Regions from separate parts of the Homo sapiens genome. Here region 1 is linked to region 2. Evidence: chromatin loops called from intact Hi-C (ENCODE). Cell type or tissue: K562. All regions are shown on one strand. Links, peaks and the distances in the headings refer to the core of each region. The heading gives the core; the rest is flanking DNA.

Region 1 (9,873 bases), core at 1,281-9,280, 55 kb after region 2:
AGAGTGCAGTGGCCCGATCTCAGCTCACTGCAACCTCCGCCTCCCTGGTTCAAGTGATTCTCCTGCCTCAGCCTCCCAAGTAGCGGGGATTACAGGCACATGCCACCATGCCCAGCTAATTTTTGTATTTTTAGTAGAGGCGGGGTTTCACCGTGTTGGCCAGGATGGTCTCAATCTCTTGACCTCGTAATCCGCCCGCCTTGGCCTCCCAAAGTGCTGGGATTACAGGCATGAGCCACTGCGCCCGGCCTTTTTTTCTTTTCTTTTCTTTTTTTTTTTTTTTTTTTTTTGATGGGGTCTTGCCCTGTCACCCAGGCTGGAGCGCAGTGGCGTAATCTCAGCTCACTGCAGCCTCCACCTCCTGTATTCAAACGATTCTCCTGCTTCAGCCTCCCGAGTAGCTGGAATTATAGGCACGTGCCACCACACCCAGCTAATTTTTGTATTTGTAGTAGAGACGGGGTTTCGCCATGTTGGCCAGGCTGGTCTCAAACTCCTGACCAGATGATCCGCCCGCCTCGGCCTCCCAAAGTGCTGGGATTACAGGCGTCAGCCACTGCACCCAGCCAAGACAATTTTAAAACTAACTTAGGGAAATAAAGATCGTGCTAGGTTTTGCTGGATACTCAGCACGCTAAGCTTCAGTATGCCTGTGCACAGCAAACAGCAATTGGAAGTTCCTGGATGGCCTTAAGTAGAGCATCCCTGGCCTTGTGGTTATTTGACTGTATCAATACATGTTTAACTGCCATTAATAAGAAGCAGAAACAAAACTAGTCAAAGCCCAGTTTAAACCAGAAATGAGAGTTTTGTGGAGCTCTAACTCCCAAGGCCATATAATCAAGTGTATTGTGCTGACCATCAGCTGTCAGGAACACCGAGTCCCCACTTCAGCTTGGTGATGACTCACTCTGCTGTCCTAGGTGAGTCACTTAAACCCTCTGCTCCTCAGTTTCCCAACTCATCTCTCTTCACATGTATGCAAAGGACTTGCAGAAAGAGTCTTTTAAAAAATGACCTGTTTTCAGCTGGGTGTGGTGGCCCACGCCTGTAATCCCAGCACTTGGGGAGGCCAATGCGGGCGGATTACAAGGTCAGGAGATCGAGACCATCCTGGCTAACACGGTGAAACCCTGTCTCTACTAAAAATACAAAAAATTAGCAGGGTGTGGTGGTGGGCGTCTATAATCCCAGCTACTCAGGAAGCTGAGGCAGGAGAATCGTTTGAACCCAGGAGGTGGAGGTTCCAGTGAGCCGAGATTGCACCACTGCACTCCAGCCTGGGCGACAGAGCGAGACTCCATCTCAAAAAACAAAACAAAACAAACAAACAAAAACCTGTTTTCAAGCATCTGAGTGTGTAATTGTTTGACAGGAACAAAGAAAAGAAACTTTTTAAAACAGCAAACTTCTAGCTCCCATTGATTTTATATCAGTAACAAATTACACTTTGTTGCTATATAGGATTGGAAATCAGCAGTCAAGCAAAAGTGAAGTTCCAATAATCTACATTGTTGAAGTGCCAACAAACAAAAGTCAGTTTGTCATGTTTCTAAACAACTGGAAAGTTGGGAGCAGGCTGAAGCAGTGAGGAAAACCTTAGGCAGGATGGAACATAGCTCCGGGTTAAGAGGAGGTGGTAAGGGTGAAGTGGGATCTATGGCTTAACAAAGTGGTTAATTGTCATCACATGATTCAAATATGTTTATTTCTTAAACCTTCACTCCAGACTGAGGCGGACAAGGGGCCTCTTTCTAATTACAGATGACTATTAGCAACCAACAGGGAGAAAGAAAGAAAAATGAAAACAAGAAAAAAATGAATGAAAAAGAAAAGCACTGTAATCCTTTGCATTATCAAAAGTGATCAACAGTCGGTTCTTTACAGGCTGTGAGAACAACATTTCCACATTATTTTCCAGTCACTGCTACCAGCAGAAACTCCCTATAGAAGGAGGCTCATAGCAGCTACACACAGACAACAGAGAAGGAAGCTGCTTGGTATAGCCGTCACCTTCAGGACAACAGACAGCCAACAGAGCATTTCACCCTGAAGGTGTACGTGTGATTACACAAAACCCTCACTTGGTCATTTTTTTTACGTGTTTTAATAATGCTGATGCAAAATAAGAGTAAAATTACAGGTGCCAGTTCCCATTGTAGAATGCTGATAAACAACTTACCATTTTGCAGTGGCTGGTCACATCTGGAGCCTTTTGGGATGCAAAAGTACTGGAAGGATTATTGCAAAACTTAAAGACACTTTTGCTGCCATTACTTTGTTTTTAACCTAAATTAGTGTGGGTTTTCTTGGGGGGGTGCTGGGGGGATGCTTTTTTAGATAGTCTTAATGCTTATATTATAAACTTATTTAGTTAAACACTAACCAAATAACAAAATGAAAAAGGGGGTTAGGTTTAGAGTAGTTGCTTGAAAACTTTTCCAAATTGACCTTAAATAGACAGAGGCTGGTATAAAACTATGGATTGGTGGATTATGACTTATTAATTTTGGTACTATCAAAATCCTCAATTTAACCTGATGAAACTTGATTTGTCACTGTTGATATCTCTCTTACAAATGTTGAATTAGCATGTAATGTGCACAGTGTAAGAATAATAATATAAATGGAAGTGCATTGTTCCTATTCTTTATGGAGCTATGGTTTTTCATAACCACAAAAGAACATTAACATAAGAATATAATGTATTAGGGTATAGTTAGTATTTTGACTCTTTTTTAATAAAACTCTTCTTTTAGGATATAAATATTTCTCTGTATTTTGTGTCTGCTGCAAGGTAATTTGGGCTGGTACCAGGACTAGACATGGATGGGTGGAGAGAGTCTGGATCTTCCCCTTTAGGGTTTCATGATTCTTGTATGTTTTCCTCAGGTTGCTTCAGGACTAATTCTGCTTGTGTGTAGCTAGTAGAGCATGATCCCCTTGCCTTCTTTTCTTTTCGTGCTCCTCAGTTGAGAATATGCAATCTAAATCCTTAAGGTGCAAACTAGTCATATCTACCGAAGTCCAGCTTCCAGCAGATTCTTTGCTATATCTAGCATGTACGAAATCAGACATTTTAATGAACGCATGTGTTTTCCTGTAGTGTTACGTGGACTGACAGGCTGTGGAGATGTCTGAAGTGATTTGGCTGGACTCATTGCAGTCCTCCAGAAATCATTTCCTGTGGCATCATGCAGTGCATTTCTCCTAGGATTTCCTTGTCAAGAATATTCCTCTTTTAAGCAAAATAATAACTTATGGAGCCTAATGGATTTTATAGCTGAAGATTGAAGTAGTGTGCCCAGTATGTGAAGCATTCTAGCTTTCTTCATGCAAATGAGCAGATATGCTTAACAAGTCAATCTTGAATCTATTTGGTGAAAAAAGCCACTCTGTTGGCTGTGTGCTATTAGTACATGTAGATACAAGCACACACGGGCTTGGACGTGTATTAGCATCGGATGTTACTTCACTGAGAAAGTGATCTGTTGACCAAAATATGCATATCTGAATGGAAGCAGGCCTTTGTGGTGCTCTTTTCAATTCTAATCTGCTATGGTCTGAATGTTCGCATCTCCACAAAATTCACGTGTTGAAATCCTAACCCCCAAGGTGATTGTATTAGGAGGTAGAGTCTTTGTAGGGTGATTAAGTCGAAAGATCAGAGCTCTTATGTGTGGGATTAGTGCCCTTATAAAAGAAGCCCCAAAAAGCTTATTCTCCCCTTCCACCATGTGAGGACACAGAGAGAAGGCGCCATCTAAGAGGAAGCAGGCCCGTACCAGGCAGCAAATCTGCCAGCGCCTTGATCTTGGACTTCTCAGCCTCCAGAGCTGTGAGAAATAAATTTCTCTTGTTTATAAGCCACCCAGTCTATGATATTTTCTTATAGCAGCCCGAATGGACCAAGACAGCTATTTAAAGCCTGTGTAGTAGGAGACTTTCTGGCTGACTCGGTCAAGAAGTCAAAAAGAGATTTCTGTTTTCTTCCAAATCATGCTTATTGATTTGGAGTGAAATTCAGTGATGGGCTGTAAAGTAATAGGACTCACATAGTGAGTCAGAGGAAGGAGAAGATTAACATTTGTTGAGTACCTAATATGTGCCAAGCTTTTTTCATAAATTAACTCATTTATTCCTTACAACAAACTGGAAAGGAAATATTGTTACTCTTCATGTATAGATGAGAAAACTGAAAGAGAGGTTAAATAACTTGTCCAAGTCCAGAGTTCATATTTAGAAGAGCCAGAACTTTAATTTGGGTCTAACTCTAAAGTGTACGGTGTTTCCAACTATAGTGTGCTGCTTTCTGTGGCTTCTGAAACGTTATATAGGGGGACTCAGAGGGAGATAATTCCTTTGGAGGAAAACATCTCATATTGTTTGAAGTACATTTTCAAACCTACTTAGTAAACCTATGTGCTGCAAAGTGGGCCTGTTCCTCAGTTGTCTATGGTCCCATCTGCATTTTACATCTGGAAAAGCATATCTGGAAAGAGTTTCATCCTGGTAGCTACAAAGGACAGTTGGAAACTTCTGCTTTTTGTACAATAAAATCTGCAGTGGTCTTGGTAACGACCTTTCCAATTGTGGTATTATTGTTTTAGCTCTATTGGTTACGAGGAAGAGTCATTCCAAGGGAGTTTATTGTGAGGTTAAAATGGGCCATCTTCTGGCCATCCTAGGAAAAAAAAAAAATCGTTGTATAGTCCATGGGCTGGATTAAGGACCGGACCTAGAACTAAGGTACTTCCTTTGTCTCCCCTGCCACCCTATGGCACTTTTTCCTTTTTTCTGGAAATCTGCTTCTTCTCTTATTGCTCCTCTCTGTACCTCTGCTCCATTCTCCATTGCCTTCCGCCTGCTCATCAGCATGCTCATGGTTGCACATGGCTACCATAGTTCTCAATTTCTTATGATCAGCATATTACTGTCTGAGGAAACTCTTAAGTCTCTTTAATTTCAAGAGAAGATCTGAGTCCCCACTGCTATTGAGTGTCCTTGCTCAGGTGTCCATCCCTAGTTCACCAGTGTCACTAGCGAGGGTGGCACAAACTTGACTGCTATGCCTACCACTTTAGCAAAGGTTACAGGTAAGGGCAGTTTCTGGAGAAAGGGGCTCTGAGTAATGCAGACACTTCAAATACGTCTCCAACCATAAACCAAAAATATATAAATGTGGCTTTATAGTTTTGGGAATGTTTTCATATAATCTTTGATCTGGAATAATTTATCCCTATTTTATACTTAAGGAAACTATGACCAACTGGTTGGATGATTTGCCCAAGGTCATTTGGCAAAGTAAACTAAAGACGAAAGCTTAGGTTTCTACCTGATTAGTTTCCACCATATTAGGCTGCCTCTTTTTCTACACAAATGTACACAATTTATGGAAGAAAGTTGTTTTGTTTTATTCTTTTTAATCTACAGTTTAATTCATAATTAGCATTCATGAATGAATTTGTTAATTTGAACCACAGTGGACTTTGGCTTCTCTTCCTAGTACCACACTTTAGTGTTGTACCTGAAGATTTGTATTGTACTCCACTGGAAGCTTGTGAATTCACTTTCTTATATTGGTATGGCACAAACTTGTAGGAATTATGGCTACTACAAAAAGGAAAAGTTGAACAGTTTGTTTTGGGCTGGAGAGTAATTGAGTTCAATTTTGTACAGGTAATAGAGTATGCCTTTAAATTATCATGTGCAGTATTTTGGAGATGGAACATTTTGGTTAAGGGAAACACCAGCTCCAAAAAAGTGGGGATGTCCTAAAAGACCATCATTAAAATACATAGAGAAATGAACCCTTAGTCAGGGCTACACCTGAACACATTTATGCTAGTTTTTTTAATGACTCCTGAACATCAAACCAAAAATCAAGAAAAAAACTGAAATGAAAATGCTCAGTTATTCTCTTTGCCCAGAGACAATGCAATTTCCCTGTGCTAAATTCTGTTAAATTTTCCAAAACTTGAAAAAGTGGTAACATTTTAAAGATGAAAGGAATTTGTTCCTTTCCTCAAGAAAAGAACAGTCTGGTGTAATGGACAAATTGAAATGCATCAAAATATAAAGTGCCTCTTTATTTCATTCGTAATGGACATATCTGTTGGCAGTGGCCACCATGGCAGAAAAGAGATGGCAATTTTTCATGCAGGAACATTACAAATAAATTCCTGTATGCTTGAAATGTCTGGAAAAGTCTGTGGAAATGGACCTTAAATGGTTACACAGTTAACATTCAGATATCAAAGAATTTTGCAAAATAGAAACTGTTTAAATATTAAACATCAAATTTTCCTTCTTTCAAAGGACTAATAACTTAGCAATAAAAATTGTCTTTGAATCTTGCCATCACAAGGTCTCAGTCAGGCAGTGGATTTTAAATGAAAACTTGCAGGCAGCTCTTATTTAAGCAAAATTAACAGCTGAGCAAAGAGGAATGAATTAGTAGACTGCCCCAAACTCACATTGACCAGACAACAGTCCACCTCCATTGCAGCACAAGCCTCTCTGTGGAGCTGCCTGCAAAGCGAAACCAGGATCAATGCTGTCAGGGAAATGCTTCTGCACAGAGGCAAGGCACTAATCAAGTTCTCCTGCAGCTGCTAACCTGATCCCCAACCGTTAAAGAAGAAACACACAGCCATGAGAGAGGAGCAGATGGTGGACAAGGAATCAGAGAAAGGGAAACAATAATGGGGGAATCCGGGGGCATGAAAATATTGGGCCACCCCAACAATAAAAATCCCTTTGTCCATAGTGATCAGGAAACGTTTTATTAAGATGTTCTCAAATAGGCTCACCCACATGAGGCAAAGGGTAAGGTTTGCCCATGCAACACCTGAGGCTGTTTCTGGGTAGGCAACTGGGGCCTTCGTACCAGTTTCCAAATGGGAGCCCTGTTACTGAACCAGAGTAAGAAGGCAGGGCCCAGTCAAAAGTAGCAGGAGTCATAACCTGGGAGGAATGGAAAGTTAGGAAACATCAACATATTTTTTTTTTCTGTACAATCATGTGCCGTAGATAAACGTTTTGGTCAATGACTACATATAAGAAGGTGGTCCCATAAGATTATACTAGAGGAAGCAGAAAGATGCCTATGGCCTAGTGACATCATAGCCGATGCAATACAATACATTACTCAAGTGTCTGTGGTGATGCTGGTGTAAACAAACCATCTGTGCTGCCAGTCATATAAAGGTCTAGCATGTATAATTATGTACAGTACATAATACTTGGTAGTGACAATAAACCACTACATTGCTGTTTTATGCATTTACTGTACCACACTTTTTACTATTTTGAAGCATAATCCTTCTACTTATTAAAAAAAAAAAAAGTTAAGTGTAAAACAGCTCCAGGCAGGTCCTTCAGGGAGTATTCCAGAAGAAGGCAATGTTATCATAGGAGATGACAGCTCCATGACTGTTATTGCCCCTGAAGACCTTCCAGTGGGACAAGATGTGGAGGAGGAAGACAGTGATATTGATGATCCTGATCCTGTGTAGGCATCGGCTAATGTGTGTGTTTTTGTCTTCGTTTTCAACAAAAAAGTTTCAAAAGTAAAAAAAAAAAGAAAATTTTACAAATAAAAAAGGCTTGTAGAATAAGTTTACAAAGAAAGACATTTTTTTGTAGACACAGTCATGCTCTGTCGCCCAGGCTGGAGTGCAGTGGCATGATCTCAGTTCACTGCTGCAACCTCTGCCTCCCAGGCTTAAGCAGTTCTCAGGCCTCAGCCTCCTGAGTAGCTAGGAACACAGGTGTGTGCCACCACATCCAGCTATATTTTGTATTTTCTTTTTAGTAGAGATGTGGCTTCGCCATATTGGTCAGGCTGGTCTCAAACTCCTGGACTCGAACTCCTGGCCTCAAGTGATCCACCCACCTTGGCCTCCCAAAGTGCTGAGATTACAGGTATAAGCCACTGTGCCTGGCCAGAAAGAAAATATTTTTGTACAGCTGTATAATATGTTTGTGTTTTAAGCTAAGTGTTATTATAAAATAGTCAAAAAGTTAAAACCTTATAATGTTCATAAAGTTAAAAAGTCACAGTAAACTGAGGTTAATTTATAACTGAGGAAAGAAAAATATTTTAATACATTAGCATAGCCTATGTGTGCAGTGTTTAAAAAGTCTACCGTAGTGGGCCGGGTGCGGTGGCTCATGGCCTGTAATCCCAGCACTTTGGGAGGCCCGGGCAGGTGGATCATCTGAGGTCAAGAGTTCGGGACCAGCCTGGCCAACATGGTGAAACCCCGTCTCTACTAAAAATACAAAAATTAGCCAGGTGTGGTGGCATGCGCCTGTAATCCCAGCTACTCGGGAGGCTGAGGCAGGAGAATTACTTGAACCCAGGAGGCAAAGGTTGCAGTGAGCCGAGATCGCGCCACCTCACTCCAGCCTGGGTGACAGAGCGAAACTCCATCTCAAAAAAAAAAAAAAAAAAAAGTCTACCATAGTGTACTGTGATGTCCTAGGCCTTCACATTCACTTGCCACTCACTCACTGACTCACTCAGAACATCTTCCATTACAACCTCCATTCGTGGTAAGTGCCCTATATAGGTATACTATTTTTTATCTCTTATACCTTATTTTTACTGTACTCTTTCTAAGTTTAGACAAGTTTAGATATACAAATACTTACCATTGTGTTGCAGTTGCCTGCAGTATTCAGTACAGTAACAAGCTGTACAGGGTAGTAGCCTAGGAACAATACGCTATACCACATAGCCTAGGTGTAAAATGTGCTATATTAGGTTTGTGTAAATAAACTCTGTGATGTTCACACAATGATGAAATTGCCTAATGACACATTTCTCAGAACATATCCCCATCATTAAGTGACACATGACTGCATATTTTAGAATCAGCTTATGAATTTCTACAATAAAGCCTCTTGGGATTTTGCCTGAGATCACATTGAATCTATAGATCACTTTGGAAAGAACTGACGTTATGACACCATTGAGTGTTTCAATCCATGAACATGATATCTCTCTGTTTATTTAAATCTTTTTTCATTTCTCTCTGCAATATTGTATCCTTTTTCAGCACAGAAGTTATGCACTTCATTTATTAAGTTACTTCTACGTATTTAAAATGTTTTTTGAAGCTATTGTAAATTTTGTTTCTCAATGTTATTTGCTTTCTTAAAAATGAAAAATCCTCATTGTTTTCTTATTCTGGAAAATATAAAGATATAGAAAAGAAAGTATCAATTATAATATTACAGCCTAAAGATTATTATTAACATCTTGGTGTATATCCAATACTCTTATTTATATTCATACCTACATATACATATTTTAAAAATATAAATGATGAATCTGTCCTTTGAAAATAAAAATTAAGCCAAATCAACATCAACATAACCTAAGAAGCATTGAGTGACTATCCTAGACCTACTTTGGGCATTGATTTAAAAATCCCTGTATATACCCATTTTGGGGAAATCAGAACACATTTTTTTCCAACAGAAACAATGTTTAAAATGGTAGATTATCAATTCAGGCCAAGCACAAACAAACAAAAAAAAACAAAAAACCCCTACTTAACCCATAATGGCTTTTAGCCTTCTGTCCCTGGCCAATTTTTATTTATTTATTTATTTTTATTTTTTTTGAGATGGAGTCTTGTTCTTGTTGCCCAGGCTGGAGGGCAGTGGCACGATCTCAGCTCACTGCAACTTCCGCCTCCCAGGTTCAAGTGATTCTCCTGCCTCAGTCTCCAGTGTAGCTGGGATTACAGGCATTCGCCACCACGCTCAGCTAATTTTGTATTTTTAGTAGAGATGAGGTTTCACCAAGTTGGCCAGGCTGGTCTCAAACTCCTGACCTCAGGTGATTCTCCCCACTCAGCC
Region 2 (9,873 bases), core at 617-8,616:
ATAGTTAGCAATGCATTGTGAATGTTTTTCCATGTCAATACACACCTAATTCCTCTCTAGTACTGCGTAGTACGGAAGTTTCTTATTATCCAGCTATTCATTATTATCTCAATCCAAGTAGTTGCTAAGTTGTGTAGGAAAGCAGAAATTGGTCATAACAGGAAAATATCCACTAATGAACTGACCACTTACTAAATTAGTCCTCACTTAAATAGCCCTCCCAACTTAATATCAGCCTCTATCCCCACTCAGCCAGTCAATTTTCCTGATTGCAGATGTTATAAACATCCCACAATATAATGTAAATAAAATGCATTTCAGTTGCAATGTAAAACTGCTACTCTTGCAAAAGATGCATGATTTTATAAAGCCATTGAAAATGATTTTGGAGAACTGTTCCATAAGCAAATGAATATCTAACAGTGTTAGACCAGTTAACAATTAAAGATGAGAAAAACAAGAATGATAACAGGATACATTTTTCAAAAGAAGAATTACTTGAATATCAAAGAATTAAGAGAGGGTCTCAGCAAAATTGATTAAGCCCTCACACTTTTCCTCAAGGTGACCCTTGTCATTCTGCTATATATAAAAGTCAGTGTGAAGTGAAGGGTGTCAAAATTTGCTTTCAAATAATTTTGTTAGAAAATGTATCCCCCCAAGCACCAAATCAACACTTGATTCATTCTTTGTTTACTCGAAAAATTAAATCATTGTTGCAACTACAGTATATGCTAAATTTATATATATATACACACACACACACATATATAGTCAAAGATAGCTCATGTTTAAATACAAGTAAGATCTTTACTTTTATTTTTCAAAACAGACTCAATCAAGCCTTTTTTTTTCCCCCATCTTTATTTTACAACACTACTCCCTATTTATTACTTTTGCAGCTTTCAACAGTCACAGTATGGCAAACAGAAGCAACAGACGTTGAAAATAAGGCTCCTAATAGACTAATCAGATTCTCTAGTTTTCTCTCCAGGAGGCATTTAGAAGCAAGACTCGCTGCTTTGCAAGGAGTAAAAGCCCCAGGGTGTTTGGACAATTCAGGGAGAGAGAAGAGGCCTTAAGAGAGGAGACAGGCAGTGGACTTCCTCTGGCACTAATCTGGCACATAGATGTTTGGGCCTAATGTAATTTGAAAAAATAAAAAAGATGTAACCTCATTTGTGTCCAAGCTGGTAAAGCAAGTTATACCAGTTAAATGTGTGTATATCAGGATTTATTTTTAGCAGCTACCTTCTGACTGATATTTGGGTCGTTTCCAATTTTTTGCTCCTACAAGCCACGTGGCAATGAGCAACCATGTACAAATATACCTTGGTGCGCTCGTATGAGTATTTCTGTAAGAAAAATTCCTAGAGGTGAAACTTCTGGGTTAGGAATAATGTATATTAAAAATGTTAACAGATTATTAGCAAATTGCCCTACTATTTTATGTCACCTACAGCATCTGCCAATGCCTGTTTCTCCACACTTTTCCCAGTGAAACTGTCACTTTTTGTCAATCTGATAGCAAAAAATATGCTATATTCATTGTTGTTTTCACTTTCAATATTATAAACTACTGATCTGTATGATAAATTTGCTACTACCTGCTTAGAATTTTTAGACTCTGGAAAAATCTGCATGATGGATGTAGGGAGAGATCATCTCTTTCTGGTAATGGGTGGGAGCTAAAAATTGAGCCCCACATGCATTCTTTTGTTTAAAACTCCTTCTTTGGAACTATTGTGGTCATTGCTTACACAAGGTAAAATGTTTATAGTCAGTAGTAGAAGATGGAGATGATGATTTTTGCAAATTTCTGATTTCAGGACAGTGAGATCCTTTTTTAGACTTCAAAATATGTGAAGAGATAAGGCCAGTAGGTTCTAAAACTGTATGTCTTGATGTCATCTAAGCCCACACTCTTTCCAACAGGCTTTTGGCCACTGACTGTGTAGCATTCTAATGGAAAAATTCTTATATGTATATATCGATGGACCTAAAAAAGAAAAGAAAAATAATCCACTAGAGTATACATTTGTTACAATGTAACAAAATCTATACACTTCAGATATGTGCATTTCACTAGGTATAAATGTTATATGAAAAAGAAACCGTGGATTCCTCAAAAAAATTAAACATAGAATTAGCATATGCTCCAGCAATTCCACTTCTGGGTACATACTCCAAATAAGTGACAGTAGGTACTCAGACAGATATTTGTACACCCATATTCACAGCAGCGTTATTCCCAATAGCCAAAAAGTGGAAGAAATCTAAATCTGCTCTGAAAAAAACAGTCTTGGAAAGAAAAGGTGGAGGCAGCCCAGGTGTCTGATAGATGAATGGTTAAACAAAATGTGATATGTATATACAATGGAATATTATTCAGTCTTAAAAAGGAAGGAAATTCTAACATGTGACAACATGGATGACCCTTGAAGACATTATGCTAAGTGGAATAAGAAAGTCACAAAAGGACAAATCTTGTATGATTCCACTTATATGAAGTATCTAGAGTAGTCAAATTCATAGAGACAGGGAGTAGTATGGTAGTTTTCAAAGGCAGAGAGGAGGGAAGAATGGATAGTTAGTGTCTAATGGGTGAAGAATTTCAGTTGGGGAAAAGGAAAAATTTTGAAGATAGGTGGTGGTGATGGTTTTACTACAATGTGACTGTACTTAATGCCACAGAAGTGTACACTTAAAAATTGTTAAAAAGGTAAATTTTATGTTGTGTATATTTTACCACAGTTAAAACTTTTAAAAACATAAATATTGAACTCTGGTGCTATGAATGCTGAAGTGTTTAGGAGTAAAATGCACTGATGTCTGCAACTTACTTTGAAATGTATCAAAATTTATAGGTTAAAAGAAGAATAAATGAATATGTGGTAAAGTTAATATAGCAAATGTTCATTATTGAATCTTGAGGTGAATACGTGGGTGTTCACTGTGCCATTCTTTCAACTTTTCTGTATGTTTGAAAATTTTTTAAATAAAATATCAAAAAATAACCTAGGCCAGAAATGACCTAGACTAAAAAAACGACTAGCAAATGAGTCTTTTAAAAGCAAACTCATATTTGCTTTTGTTAATTATGGGGGATAATTTTGCTATTGAAAGATCCTCAAGCAGAGTTAAGGAAATAGAACCTATTTTTGTTTGTTTTTAATAACTGTCAGAGAGGAACATTTATTAGACAAATATTGGACAGGTATTGATTCACAAGTGACTCCGTGATATTAAAAATGAACTCAATATCACCAAACTCGATAAGTATCTCTCTATATATATCAAAGGCAAGGGTCATAGTTCAGCTTTTTCTTCCAGTTGTAGGATTTGAGCATGTGCAGAGGCAAAGAATCCCAGACTACTCAAATGGAAAAGATGATGCAGATAGGTTGGCTGAAATGACACGCAACTTTAGACCATTTGAGAGACTGGAGGTCTTCCTGATAAATATTAGCTCACTGTAGAAGTATAGTAGATTATAAATAACAGCTCTTCATTTCCTCACGGAAACATTTTGGAGAGCTCCACATTCCTCTTCTTTGGTTCAATAAAAAGTAAACAGAGAAAGATGGCCTCTATTTCTGGGATCTCTTCATTGCAGGCATGGTTGGGCAGTTTTTATAACTATAGAAGCATGTGGTCATCCCATCCCAGCAACACTCTTACTAGATTGGAATAAACATCCAAAGTTTCAGTGGAGCAAACTGAATGCCTAAAGGACAAGTAGATAACCCTAATGAGGGATTCGGGCCAGTCCAAGTAGGGTTTATGGCCTCTTGAAGAACCCTCACCCTAACTAAGGAGGAATCCACGATTCAGTTCTAGCCAGTTGGCCCGTGATAGCCAGTTATGTCAGTTTTTTTAAGAGCAATATGAAACCTTTATTTCTATGTGAAATCTTCCCAATTTAAATGTGGGTAACTAATTCAAATGCTTTTCAGAAACATTGTATGGGTCACAAGAAACACGTTTATTGGCATGCTGGGGTCTGTGGGCTCCCTGTGTGTGACCTCTAACATATGTGAAAAGGATAGGACAGTCCCACTCTTCAGCACCAACATCCAGTAGAATCCAGATCCAGCATCCTTTAAGCTTTAGGGATTTTATTCTCATCTCCACTGTCCTCAGTTTCTCTCTTGTAGCTCAGGAATATGACTTTTTCATGCCTTTATCACTTTAAATAGAAAACAAATATTTGACCTCTGGAATGTTTGCAAAATTCATGCGGTAAATGAGTCTTGAAAGTCTACTTTGTTTCATGAATTTGTTTGCATCCCCAAAAAAAGAGGAATTGACAAAAATATATAATTCATGGAACCCTTAACTTATTTACAGGTAATGATCCCAAAATGTACGTGTTTGGAACTAGCATCATATTTCCCACAGTATGACAGCTATCACTTGGTGACTGCAAACTCCAGACCATTCACTGTATGAGGTGATGTATATATTTAGCTTCTATAATTCTCAAATCATTATCCCAAATTTACAGATGAGGAAACAGGCTCAGAACAGTTTCATAACTTGCCGAGCTGGTTAAGTGTTAGAGTCAAGAATTAAGCACATGTGGAGATCAGGATTCAAGGCCTGTTGTTCTCACAGTGTTCTACCTGGTATTAAGGCCCTCAGGACAGGCTACAAAATTACTACTGTATCCACAATGTACTTGCAGAACTTTCTAGTATTCTACTTCCAACAGAACCCAGCCTTGGGTATGATTATGCCACTTTTATTTTTTTAAACCTCCCTCACTTTTATGCAGGAAAAATATGTTTCATTACCTAAGTGGTGCATGGATATATTCTTGGTGTGAAACGTCCAAATGACACAGTAGCCTGCAGAGCAGCAAGAAAAATTCCCTTTGGCTTTCTCCCCAACCCCTGCTCCCACTCCCCTTCCTATCTCAGGCTCTACAACTATTAACAGTGTGACTTGTTTCTTCCAGACTTCTTCTATGCATCTACATACATTTATGTACATATATAAATATTCATGCAGCTATGTTTCTATGGTAAATGCATTCAGAATTCCACCTTAGGATGTCAGACACTTTTCTATTGTAGCACTGGCAACTTCCCAGCTCCAAGTCAATATGGGAGGACTTGCGAGTTGGAGGTGGGGGTTGAAGATGGCTGTATTCGTTATCTATTGCTACATAACAAATGAACCCACAGTTTATCAGTGTAAAGTAATGGACATTTATGATCTTGCACAGTGTCTGACGGTCAGGAATCTGGGAGCAGCTTAGCAGGATGGTTCCAGCTCAGGTCTTTCATGAGGTAGCATTCAAGATGTCCACCAGGGTTCTAGTCATTTTAGGGATTGCCTGGGGCTGGAAGATTTACTCCCAATTTGGCTCATTCAGTGATTACTTGCTGGAAGACCTCCATTCTTCCTTGGCTGTGGGCAGGAGTCCACAGTTCCTCACCAGGAGGTCCTCTTCATAGGGCTGAGTGATCTTATGACATAGCAGCTGGCTTCCCCCAGAGGGAGCAATCCACAACTTACCAGGAAGGAAGAAGCTGCAAAGGTCTTTAATGACCTGGTCTTGGAAGTCACAGACCCTCACTGCTGCTAAATTACATTTATTAGAAGAGAGTCACTACTCAAGGGGAGGGGAGTCATCTCTACCTTTCGAAGAGATGAGTGTTCAAGAATTTGTGGACATATTTTAAAACCACTGCAAGGGAAGAAAAATGGAGAGTGGCAGAGTGTAAGATCAGGGTGTAATGTAATAGTCTGAGTAACAGGGAGGAAAGCAGAGGTGCTGAGGTCCTGAGATAACCGTGTAGAGAGAGCCTAAATAGTGTGGCTCTCTCCTGGCTGTACATTTGAATCACCTGGGGACACTTAAAAAGTCCTCATGCCCTGGGCCCCACTGCAGATCAATTAAATCTGTAGTTCTGGGGTTGAGGACAGGTATCAGTATTGATTAACAGCTCTCCAAGTGATTCTAATGTGCTGCCTGAGTTGTGAACCATGTAACAACAGAGGTGCTAGAGTCGGGCTGTGTCTGGGCTCAAGTCTCTGTTATGCCAATTAAGTAGCTGTGTGTTCTTAGGCAAGTTCATTAGTTTTTCTGTGCCTCATCTGTACAATGGGCATATGAATAGTACTTCCTCATAGGGTTGTTGTGAGGATTACCTGGGTTAATACCCCATGTAAATTGCTGGGAACTGTCCTGGGCGTAGTAAGTGCTGTTTCAATGTTATTATTGTGATTATTAGCAGCATACAATGGACTTTTCCTCCCTCCTGCTCCCGCTTCCCTAGTGCCTCTGCCTGGAGAGGAGTTTGGCTTTCTGTGCCCCAGCTCCCTCCCTTTCCCTTGAGAAGGCACAGTGGATGCCCAGCATCCTGCTCAGTCTGCAAGCTCAGTCTGCAAGCCCTCAGGCAAGTGCCAGGAAAACTGAGAAGCTGAGCTGCTGGGCTCAGCTAATGGTGGGCTTCGCTGCAGAAGGATCTCCTTCATACTGGGAGATGGACAAAAACATAGCACCCCAGGGGGCAATGAGAGGAAGGAAAATTCCCCCTCAGCCTCACAGGAGCAGGGGGCTGCACTCACGCCTTGCAATTTCTTCAAGGACCTTTCCCAATCTCAATTTCTCTGAACTCTTATAATATCAGTATGGTCCTTAAGTTACGTGCTGTCTTTTGTATTTATCTATTTACCTTTTGCATTTTCTCTCCTTCAGACAGTGAAGCAAGGGCTATGTCTTCCGGGGGAAGTGTCTGTAAAAGAAGGGAGGGGAAGATGAAGAAGGAACAGGGGGTGTCCTGTTTAGATTATAGACGCCTCTTTAGTCTTGAGAATTGTATATATGTCAGTGGAAAATGTACTCTGCTTCTTATTAATGGCTTCCCCTCTCCCCTCCCTGTATCACTACCTCTCTAAAACACCCTTTCTCCTGACCACCATTTTTGTGGAAAAATAGCATGAGTGTTCTTTCTGTTGCCTTTTACAGCAGAGGTTAATAAATTGCCACTATTACAGGGTATTCCAGCTGATATTGATGAAGCAGGTACAGAAATAAGCTAATGGGTTAGCTCCTATAGAGAAATGTGTTTCCCAAGCATAAAAGCACGATTTTGTGGGAAAGTAGACTGAGTTTTTTCAAGCCTACTAAGACAGATGGAAGGGGACAAAAGAATAAAGAATAAAATAATTAAACTATGAAACAATTGTTGATAAGACTCCTATATGATTTTTTGCTCTCCATTATTAAATTAATCTTGATTTGAATAGGTTATATCTCAATTTTCTGTTTTTTGGGTTTTTTTAATCCCCTCTGTTCTTTAGGTTTATGATTTGATCCTAAAAGTTAAAGGTCTTTTTAATAAAATATATTAAGCAAAACATATTTAAAGTCCCTGCTGTTGATTAAGTGTGCTTTTACAGTAAATGTGAGTGACAAAAGAGAACGTGATATTAATAGTTAAGCCTATGGCAGTAAGGTGCCTAATTTCAATAGCACTTGGGTTTAGTTTTAGAATATAGAAATGAACCTCTGACTAAAAATTCTAGGTAGGTGGTACCTGAACCCATGTGTATCAGTGGTGTAAGCATCTAAATGCTGAAAAGAGAGCATCTAGATCCTGATTTCTCCTGGCTCAGTTCATTCATTACTGCCAAAGTAGGAAATCCTGGATTTTAAGCCTTATAAGCTAGGAATAAAATTAGCCCCCAAATAAAAATTATTCTAGAGAAATACAGTCTTGATGGTTGAGGTTATAATAACTGTTACTTACATAAATAGCTGATTTTATTGGCCTGGTTAAATGATTCCCATGTGTCCTTCTGAAACTTTCTGCAGTCACTCTCATTGACTGCCATCTCAGCTATTAGAGAAGAAAAAATGATGAACTCAAGACTTCTTCATCAATGAGCTCAGCCTGTAAGATAATAAAAGGTTCAGTGAGCACCACTGACCTTCCCAGGAAAGCTACCAGCGTGAAAACTGAAGGAACATGGCACAGACACACAGCAGTAAAATTCAAGAGACTAAAATAAACTCAGTGAGCCTGCCTGGTCGCTAAACACTGAATACATTTAAGTGCTATTTTGACAAGAGAGCATGGCGGCTATTTAAGAATTTCATTTTTAAAACTCTAGTACAATTTTGTTCTCCTAACAGCATCATCCTGTGTCTGTGTTTGTTCCCAGTGAGGTCATTATTAAGTGAATTGAATTATTGTTCTGTTCAAATGACCTGTGCATTCAACAATGTGTGCTGAGCTCCAGCAAGAAATGTTTTATGTATTATTGGGAGATGGCCATCTGTGGCACAAACCGGGCCTCCCAACATGCAGAAATGTTGGGAGATAGTTTATGTTCAGTTTTATCTATGATCTGAATTCCATTTATAAGCTTTTTTCATCCACTTGTCAACACTGTTCACTATAGCAACACTGAAAATGGCCAGAAATGAACAGATTTATCAGAGCAATGTGAGGTCAGACTGTATGTTTCAATTATTGTATATTGAATTTTTATCATACATTTTAAATTTTGCCCATAAAAATAGTAACAATGTAATAAAAATGGAATTACTTTTCTTTGATCAACTTTCAGTTATTATAAGTTACAAAGTGAATAAGCTAGATTTCATGACTTTTATTAGATAATGGGTCTCACATTAGATATGTATATTTTAAATATAACATTGGTTGTCCATGCCAAGAACTGTGGATTAATTTTTTTCAAGTCTGAAGAACATTGCCTTTCCCGTTCCTGCATATGTAATAGAACAGCATGGCAATATGTGAAATTAAATTTTAAAATTGTAGATTATATTTAAGCCACACCCTCCCAACCTTTTCATATCTTGTTAAAGTAAACTTTTGATAATTCTACTGGCATGTTAGACCAAATGAATGATTTTACATAAGGTAAATATACCCGGATATTTGCTGTACAAAATGAAAAGATTTTTAGATATCTTTTTCTGTTGGTTTTATTGTTGTACTGATACCTTAATTAACAAAAAGAATCTCCTTTAAAATAAAGTATAAAATCTTATATGTGAAGAGAACTTTTACAAGAGGATTTTCTTTCTCTCCTTCCCTCCTTTTTTCCTTCCCTCCCTTCCTTCCGTCCATTCGTCCTTCCTTCCTTCATCTCTTTATTTTTAAAATAAAAACCTTCTAAGTTGTATAACACAGTGCTCACTTTGGACATATAGCTTTACAGTTTAAATACATTTAGATTTTAATTTCATTTGTAAGTGGGGATGTTTGTTAGAAAAATGACTAGTATCAGCGAACAGGTAGGGAGATAAGCTTTGTTCACAAATGTATCCCTGGAGGCATATTGCACTCACTCACCTTGAAAATATCCTAATGAAAATGATGAGAATGATGATGATGATGGTGATGACAGAGCAATGATAACTAGCATTTAAAGAGCACTTTATCTGTGCCTGGAGCTAGGCTAAGTGACCCACAGGTCTTGTCTTATTTGCTCTTCATAACAATTCTGTGAAAGCAGGTAATTTCATCTTGATGTGAGGAAACTGAGGCTTCAAAGGCAAAGAAACTTGCTCAAAGTCATTTACTGGGATTCCACCATAGGTCTGACTGGGATTCCACCCTAGTCATTTACTGATTCCATCAGTCCTTCTGGAATCATGGTGGAAAGTGTAGAACATGGGAGGACTCTCCCAAATTTCCCGTAGTCAGGTCGTAGAAGTCAAGCCAAACAAAGGCCGGTAGGCTTGCTGTGGCTGAGGGGCCTCGCGCTTCTGAGCGAGCTGCAAAGCACCCATCTGTGTAACACTGTTTTCTCCAGGACCTGAAGTACTTGGCTCTAGCCCAGACCACTTCAGAAAGTCCTATAACTTCTCTGCACCCACCCCTTTCT

Evidence for each region. Peaks named below come from ENCODE experiments on the same cell type or tissue, not always from the same donor. Only the 100,000 strongest peaks of a DNase experiment are listed, where the experiment ranks them.
Region 1: a loop joins it to region 2, with 2.3 times the contacts of the local background. A loop is called at or near these places in 26 of 110 quality-filtered maps.

The regions. Positions count from the first base shown.
Region 1 is chr5:81,780,277-81,790,149 of GRCh38, reverse strand. No RefSeq gene overlaps it. Among named protein-coding and RNA genes, the nearest start is that of SSBP2, 34 kb to the right of the region's middle. In K562, for the core only: a CTCF peak has its summit at 4,673 (motif pointing left); no DNase peak of the experiment used is centred there.
Region 2 is chr5:81,834,365-81,844,237 of GRCh38, reverse strand. LOC107986385 (a long non-coding RNA gene) reads right to left here and starts at 7,903. Exons shown (of 3, transcript XR_001742519.2): 1 at 7,764-7,903; 2 at 6,687-6,746; 3 at 4,111-4,189. RefSeq lists an enhancer at 5,696-5,775. In K562, for the core only: a CTCF peak has its summit at 5,507 (motif pointing right); DNase peaks (open chromatin) are centred at 5,487 and 5,747.